Regions from separate parts of the Homo sapiens genome. Here all the other regions are linked to region 1. A link is an interaction called in ENCODE POLR2A ChIA-PET data of the cell type or tissue named here. Cell type or tissue: A673. All regions are shown on one strand. Region 1 overlaps GAP43 (growth associated protein 43). Region 2 has its middle 84 kb from the start of GAP43. Region 3 has its middle 230 kb from the start of ZBTB20.

What was found. Peaks named below come from ENCODE experiments on the same cell type or tissue, not always from the same donor. Only the 100,000 strongest peaks of a DNase experiment are listed, where the experiment ranks them.
Region 2: POLR2A ChIA-PET joins it to region 1 with 6 read pairs; 2 of 35 experiments call an interaction of 5 or more read pairs at or near these places.
Region 3: POLR2A ChIA-PET joins it to region 1 with 7 read pairs; 2 of 35 experiments call an interaction of 5 or more read pairs at or near these places.

What each region holds. Positions count from the first base shown.
Region 1 is chr3:115,625,775-115,628,274 of GRCh38, reverse strand. All of the region lies in intron 1 of GAP43 (growth associated protein 43), which reads right to left. Among named protein-coding and RNA genes, the nearest start is that of GAP43, 3.5 kb to the right of the region's middle. In A673, a CTCF peak has its summit at 1,920; DNase peaks (open chromatin) are centred at 964, 1,324 and 1,944.
Region 2 is chr3:115,537,931-115,540,430 of GRCh38, reverse strand. No RefSeq gene overlaps it. Among named protein-coding and RNA genes, the nearest start is that of GAP43, 84 kb to the left of the region's middle. In A673, no CTCF peak of the experiment used is centred here; no DNase peak of the experiment used is centred here.
Region 3 is chr3:115,377,461-115,379,960 of GRCh38, reverse strand. No RefSeq gene overlaps it. Among named protein-coding and RNA genes, the nearest start is that of ZBTB20, 230 kb to the right of the region's middle. In A673, no CTCF peak of the experiment used is centred here; no DNase peak of the experiment used is centred here.

The DNA.
Region 1 (2,500 bases):
AGCAGGGCATGAGGGACTGGGGCTCTGGGGAAAACACGGGGGGAGGAGCAAGAGCACAAGCAGAAGGCTCAACTAAGACTAGAAGGAACTCATCTCTAACAGGGAAAGGTAGACACAGCAGGCACTAGATCATCCTGCAAAACTGGGGCCTCTAAGACAAGCCTCAAATTGCAAAACTTGGGGAGAATAAAAATTTCTTATATTGATCTTTATTTTCACATCAAGTATGTTTAAGCCCTACAAAAATCCTTAAGGTAAGCAAAGTGTTCATTTGTGTCTGGTTTTTGGTTTTTACTCTTCATTCTACAGAAGGAAACTGAAACCCAAGGTGATGTGGTTTATTAAAGCTCACAGTCAGTAAGTGGCCTCCACTAAGGACTCACAGTATAATATTCTTCCCAACACTTCTGAAAATGTTATGAAGATTTAATTACAAAGGTACAAAAGCCACCTGACCACACTTCACAAATTGAAAAGGGAGAATTCCTGTATGAAATCACTTCTTTGGTTTGCAACAGCCACTGCTTGGTTGCCCTAATGCCTTTATTAATACTAATAGGGAAGTGAATAGTTAAATGCTGCTATACCTTCTCTTGAGATGACCTGGTTATGTGCATTCTTTGAACTATTAATAGAGGAAGACTTGTCTTACTTTATCAATACGATTGGTTAATATATATGCTCTATTCTTGCCTGAAAGAACACCAGTACCCTTCCTTATGGGGCCAGGTAAAATTCTGAAGTCTGTGGATTAATTCAGCCCCAGGAATAACACTGGCAATTTCACTATGACAGAGGCAAAGGAGACCCCAAGCCACTCTCCCTCTCGGTGAACAGGAGTACTGCCCTTTAGCTTGAAACATCAAAGGAGGTTTCTGTAGTTTTGCCAGCTCAGCAAGAAAGAAAATTAACTCTGCATTTTCTTATTCCAGTTGCCTCAGCATGGGTTGGTAGGGGAGGGGGTGGGGAAGAGAGTTACACAGACTCTGTCAGCAGGAGAGATCAGGGCTCATTGTGTATGCGCCCTGGCATGGGTTAGAAGGAATTATAGAGTCACCAGAAATGAACACTTTCTAGACTCACCATGAATTTTCTAAGGTTCTCTGCAAGTCCAGATAATTTGGCAAAAAAAAAAAAAAAAGAAAGAAAAAAGAAAGAAAATGCCCTTCAAATATTTTTTCTGTTTAAATTTGGAAACCTGTGGTGAAAATCACTATTAAAAAAAAAAAAAAGAACGAGAAGCTTCAATTATATTAAGTAAAATGGCTCAGCTTAATTAATTCACTAAGTCCCTGAGTGACACTGGGTGTGGCTCAGAGAGATTTGGGAGGAATCCAATTTATCACTAGGAAGAATCGCCTGCACCAAGCAGCAAGGCAGCATCCTTCCACACCTTCCCAACACTGCAAGGAAAGGCAGAGAGGTCGGAATTTTAAACCACAGATCACACTCTCAGAGATAAGATTTATTTGTTGCATGAGGAAAAAAGCAGATATTGGCATGGATGGGGGGCTGGGGAGTAGAGGGACTACTTGCTTGCATGAAATTCTTTACACTTCAATTACAAACTAAAGTCATTATTTTTCAACAAAAGAAACACCTCATAGTTTTCTTGCTTTGTAGACATAAATCACACCTTGCCAAGTTTTTAATCATCTGCAATACACATGGCAATTAAGCTATTTAAAGTAAGCCCCAAGATATTTGAAAATCATAAGGCAATACAATATTAGGGATTATTTTATTTTATTCCTCCTTTGCCCACTCCTTTACCATATTCTCATCTCTACCCCACTCTCATTCTCTTCTTCCTGCTATAATAATCTATAGTGATAACTAATGGCTAATAGAGATCATTTATGCTTTCTTCTCACCCACTGGCAATGTATTCCAACTTAGAAATCCAAGGTTGCTTCTTTATGCCGCTCAAGTGGAAGAGGAAGGAAGTGCAAGCCCTTCAGCCCCCCTCCCACGTTTCTGCTGGATTTTATGGGTGTGGCAGAGCTTAGACCTTTGCAGGTTTTTGCCCTTGTTTTATTCCCTGTTAAGTACTACGATGATGAATAGATGCCAGCAGAAGGATGGGCACCACTGGATTTTGTCATAAATGATACAGAATTTCATCCACAAGCAGGCAACCTGCGTGAGACTTAAGTACTCATGCTACATAAATGCCAGTCAGTGTAGTGTGAGCCCACGCCCTGAATACACCATTTCCTTTAGTCTGATTGAATGGTATCCTAAATACTGGCTAATGTGAATGATACACAACAGTGGTTTATAAGAGACATGACCATTTCACACAGAAGTACACATTTATAAAATGCATGAGCAAAGTAGGACAATTTCTATACCTTTAATTTTCTCTTGAATATAAATGATGCTAAAACACAGAGAGGCATGTGGAAACCACTTACACATGCAACTGTAGCATATGAAGTATGTGGATGCTGTATACATTTACATGCGAATTTCTACAACTCTAAACACAATTTCAGCT
Region 2 (2,500 bases), 88 kb after region 1:
AATTTGAACCAAATTTGAAAGAAATTCTGTGAGCAGAATGCTACCAAACGGCATTGCATGCTACAGAGAAATATTTAATGAAAGGAAGAGGCAATTGGTGTAACAAACTTTATCCTTTATTCTTATCAAACCTTCAGCCACCACCACCCTGATCAGTCAGCAACCATCAACATCAAGACAAGACCCTCTATCAGCAAAAAGATTATGTTTTGCTGAAGGTTCAGATGAATGCAAGCATTTTTGGCAGTATTATTAAATAAGGTATATATATTTTTTGAGACATAGTACTTTACATACTTAATAGACTTCATTATAGTGTAAACATAACTTTTAAATGCACTTGAAAACCAAAAACTTCACAGGAGTCTCTTTATTTGCTTTGTTGCAGTGATCCAAACTCATGGAACCAAACCTATTATATCTCTAAGCTATACCTGTACTACTACTTATGGGAAAAAAGGAGGATAATTGTCAGTGTATACATGCATGTGGATGTAACTGGAAGTGTACACACAGACTCTCTATACGTATTTGTTTGTCTATGTGTAAAGTATCCTTGGATGCTGATTACACTGGATTCTCCAAGCTAAGGGAATGATGGATAGCTAGGTGATAAATTTGGGATAAAAACCTTTCGCATGTACCAGTTTGTGACTCTTGGATTTTAACCATAATGCTATAAGTAAGCCAAGATTTTTAAAATATTGAAATAAAATTAGTCAGTATATGATGGAATTTTTACATTGATTTTGGGGTTTGAGTTGGGTAGTTCTTTGATATGCTAGTTAAGCATCACTGGTAGGAAGCATTTCCTGACACTGCTGCTAGGCAGAATTAATATGTGCCTTCTTCCATGGCACTTTGAACATCATTCTGTTATTGCCTTTTAAATATTGTATTATAGTTAGCTATGCATAATTTTGCCTCCTTTATTAGAGTGTGAGGGCTTCTGTGGGACAGAGATAGATAGATATTCATAGATGCATTTATTAATTCACTTTTTAAGTGAGTGCTAGACAAGGTGTTTATTCAACCATGTATCTTTGGTACCTGGCATTTATTAATTCACTTTTTAAGTGAGTGCTAGACAAGGTGTTTATTCAACCATGTATCTTTGGTACCTGGCCTGGTCATTGACATATAAGAACTCAATGTACTGCTTTTGAATGAATGTATGAATAAATGAATAATGTGAGTTCAGCAATTTACATAAGATTCAGGATGATAGCTCCACCAAATCAGTATTGTTCATAATCCTGAGGACTTCCAAAAAATACGAACACTTCTTGCCTCAAAATTAAGCTGCAACTATGTTGAACACAAATTTCAAATCTTTGTTAAAAACAATCTCTTAATCTACCTGCAGACAGATTAAATATATTCATCCAGACACAGAAGAGACCCTAAAGTTTCTTCAAATACTATTTCATTACTTTCCTTCTTGGTATATTTGCAAATACCATAATTAAATCAAACAGAATAAACTGACATAAGCAATTAACATTTTTAGTGTAAAATATTTTATAATTACAAGTATCATGTATAATTTGGGCAAAATCTTTCCCACAATAACCCTGGGAAGTAAGAGATTTTGATAGAGATAAGTAGATAAATGCAGCATGATTCCTACCAAGTCAAACAACATGTTTGCTTGTTGGATTGAACCCAAATGGATCTGTGCTCTAAAGCCACAGTTTAATCTGTTTCCTCTCTCAAAATAAAAAACATATTTAGGCTGAAACAGAAGAGGTAATAGAAAAATATTGGTAATCTCCAACCCAAACACCTCTGATAAGAGAGGATATGATGCGGAAGTACTGAGTCCAGTCCTAACTGACACACACACAGGTAGGGACTGACTACCTGGGTGGTGATGGGTATTTTGCTTGAAAACCATGATTGTAAGTGGCTTTTCACAGAATTCCTGGGATCTATGAAAAAGAAGATTTGTTAAAACATTGACTTTCTGAAGGAGTCAAATGGTCTTGCAGCTTCCTTTGCAGAGCTCTGTATTCGCCACTGTAACTTACTGCAGTTTCATGGATTTACCCCTCTGTCCCCATCCCCACCTCCCCTGAGAGTTCTTCTCAATGATATATATTATCATTTTTTGTTTTTGATCCCCAGTGCTTAGCCTAGTGCTATGCAGATAATAGTACTTAATAAATATGCAGACCAAAGAATACACTTCTTATTCAAAGTCAGTATGATATAGTAGAAAGTGGTCTACCCTTGGCTCTGCCCCTAAGAAGCAGATTCATCTAACACACGTCACAATAAATCCAGTTTCAATTTATTCTTCTAAAAAACAAGTGGGTCAATAGTTGACTTCTAGTAATATTTTTTATTTTAAAGTTCTATGATTTTATGTAAGTGTGACTATTGGAGCAGGAGAGAGGTAGGGTCATGACAGATCGAAAAAGAAATAAAATCTAAAACAGTAAGGTTGTATTAAATCCTTACTATGTACCTGGAACTGTGCTGAGCAAGGTCTTTACTT
Region 3 (2,500 bases), 250 kb after region 1:
CACCACACTATCTTCCACATTGGCTAAACTAATTTACACTTCCACCAACAAAGTATAAGTATTCTTTTGCATGCATATGTTCATTGCAGCACTATTCACAATAGCAAAGACATGGAATCAACATAAATGCCCATCAATGATAGACTGGATAAAGAAAATGTGGCACATAGACACCATGGAATACTATACAACCATAAAAAAGAATGAGATAATATTCTTTGCAGGGACATGGATGTAGCTGGAGGCCATTTTTCCTTAGCCAACAAACACAGGAACAGGCAACCAAATACCACATGTTCTCACTTATAAGTGGGAGCAAAATGATGAGAACACATGGACACATAGAGAGAACAACACAAATTGGGGCCTAGTGGAGGTTAGAGGGTGGGAGAAAGGAGAAGATCAGGAAAAAATAACTAATGGGTACTAGGCTTAATACCTGGGTGATGAAATAATCTGCACAACAAACCCCCATGACATAAGTTTACCTATGTAACAAACCTGCACTTGTGCCACTAAATTTAAAATAAGTTTTAAAAAAAATGTATCTTCATGCAAGAGCGAGTGCTTGTTTTTCTTGATCCAATATGCTCAATACCTAATTTTTAATCTATGACAATCTGATCAAAGAAAATTGGCACTTCATTAAAAATTTTATATTGTAATTGCCTAATTACAAGTAGGTTCAGAATAATTTTATATCTTTACTCACCACTTGTATTTATCTACAAACTTCCTGTTGGTATTCTTCACCATTTTACTACCAGGCATTTGGTCTTTTTTTATTGATTTGCTGAAGGAAATGAACTCTCTTTCACACATTTTGTAAGTATGTGCCTCTATTTGTGGTTTTGATTTAAAATAATTTAATAGCATTTTCCTATTTAATAGTTTTAATTTGCATGTAGTCAAATTTATCCATCTTTCCCAATAAAGCTTCTGGGTTTTGTGTCATGATTATGAAGTTCTCAGCTCTAAGGATTTTTTTTTTTATTTCAACTATTATTTTAGCTTGGTGGTGGGGTACATGTGAAAGTTTGTTACCTGGTTATATTGCATAATGATGAGGTTTGTGGTACAAATGATCCTATCACCCAGATACTCATAGTATTTTCTAAGTAAGCCCTTATCTTATTCACAACTATAGTTCCTTTTTTCCTCCAATAATTGGGTTTCATCTGCAAATTTATTTTGATATACGTAATAAGTGTAGGATGTCAATTTTTTTTCCCTGATCAAATTGTCCTCATCACTTTTGAATATGCTATCACTTCCCACTAATTTTGAATTTCCCTTTTATAAAAGACTAAAAACACATACATCTATTTGACTCCATTTCCGGACTTTATATTGTCTTCTACTGATCTATCTTGGTATTCTTCACTGATACCAAACTCTTTTATTATTTTGGATACATAATCTTTTGATAGCTACTAGGAACTAAGCTCTCTAATTTTTTTAACTCTTTCAAAATTATCTTCTTTCTTTAGGATCTTATTGGTCACTCACATTTATTACTGTATTAGTCCATTTTCACACTGCTGATAAAGACATATACAAGACTGGGCAATTCACAAAAGAAAGAGATGTACTGAACTCAGAGTTCCACATGGCCGGGGAGTCCTCACAATCATGGCAGAAGGTAAAAGGCATGTCTCACATGGTGGCAGACAAGAGAAAAGAGCTCATCCAGGGAACATCCCCTTTCTAAAACCATCAGATCTCCTAAGACTTATTAATTATCATGAGAATAGCATGGGAAAGACCTGCCCCCGTGATTTAATTACCTCCCACTGGGTCCCTCCCACAACATGTGGAAATTCAAGATGAGATTTGGGTGGGGACACAGACAAACCATATCAATTACCAATATTACTTTTTATACATTATTTTCCACAGATATCCCTTGCTTTGTGTGAGTAGCTAAAATTTGATTTTAAATTTTCAATTCAATTTTACCTTTGATTTATTTTACTAGGTAAAATTCAGCATTATTTTAAACTCTGTCCTCAAATTTTTCTATTTAAAATGGGATAGAATTGGACTTCTAAAGTAAGCAAGTTTTTCGTATTATACTATATCTTTATAGGATGTTACCACTGGGGTTAAAAAAAAAACTGGGTAAAAGGTACATGGGATCTCTCTGCATTTTTCTCCTACAATTGCATGTGAACCTACAATTATCTCAAAATTAAGTTTTTTTCTTAAAAAAAAAACCTAGTACAATGTCTGATACATAGTAGATGCTCAGTAAGTATTCCTTTCCTGCTTTATTCTCTGTCTCCTTTCAACATAATTTCTTACATGTATTCTTCAGTTTATGGGTAGGCACTCATAAACATGTTTCTAAAGTAAATAGAGTTTAGCTTTAAGCTAAACTGTAAAATTGGTGTTATGCTCCCACATCTCCAGGAGACTGATTTGAAAAATAGCGATAGCAATTAAGAGAATGTGCACTAAATCATAATAACCAACTTCTAGATCATGGGAACTTCCCCAG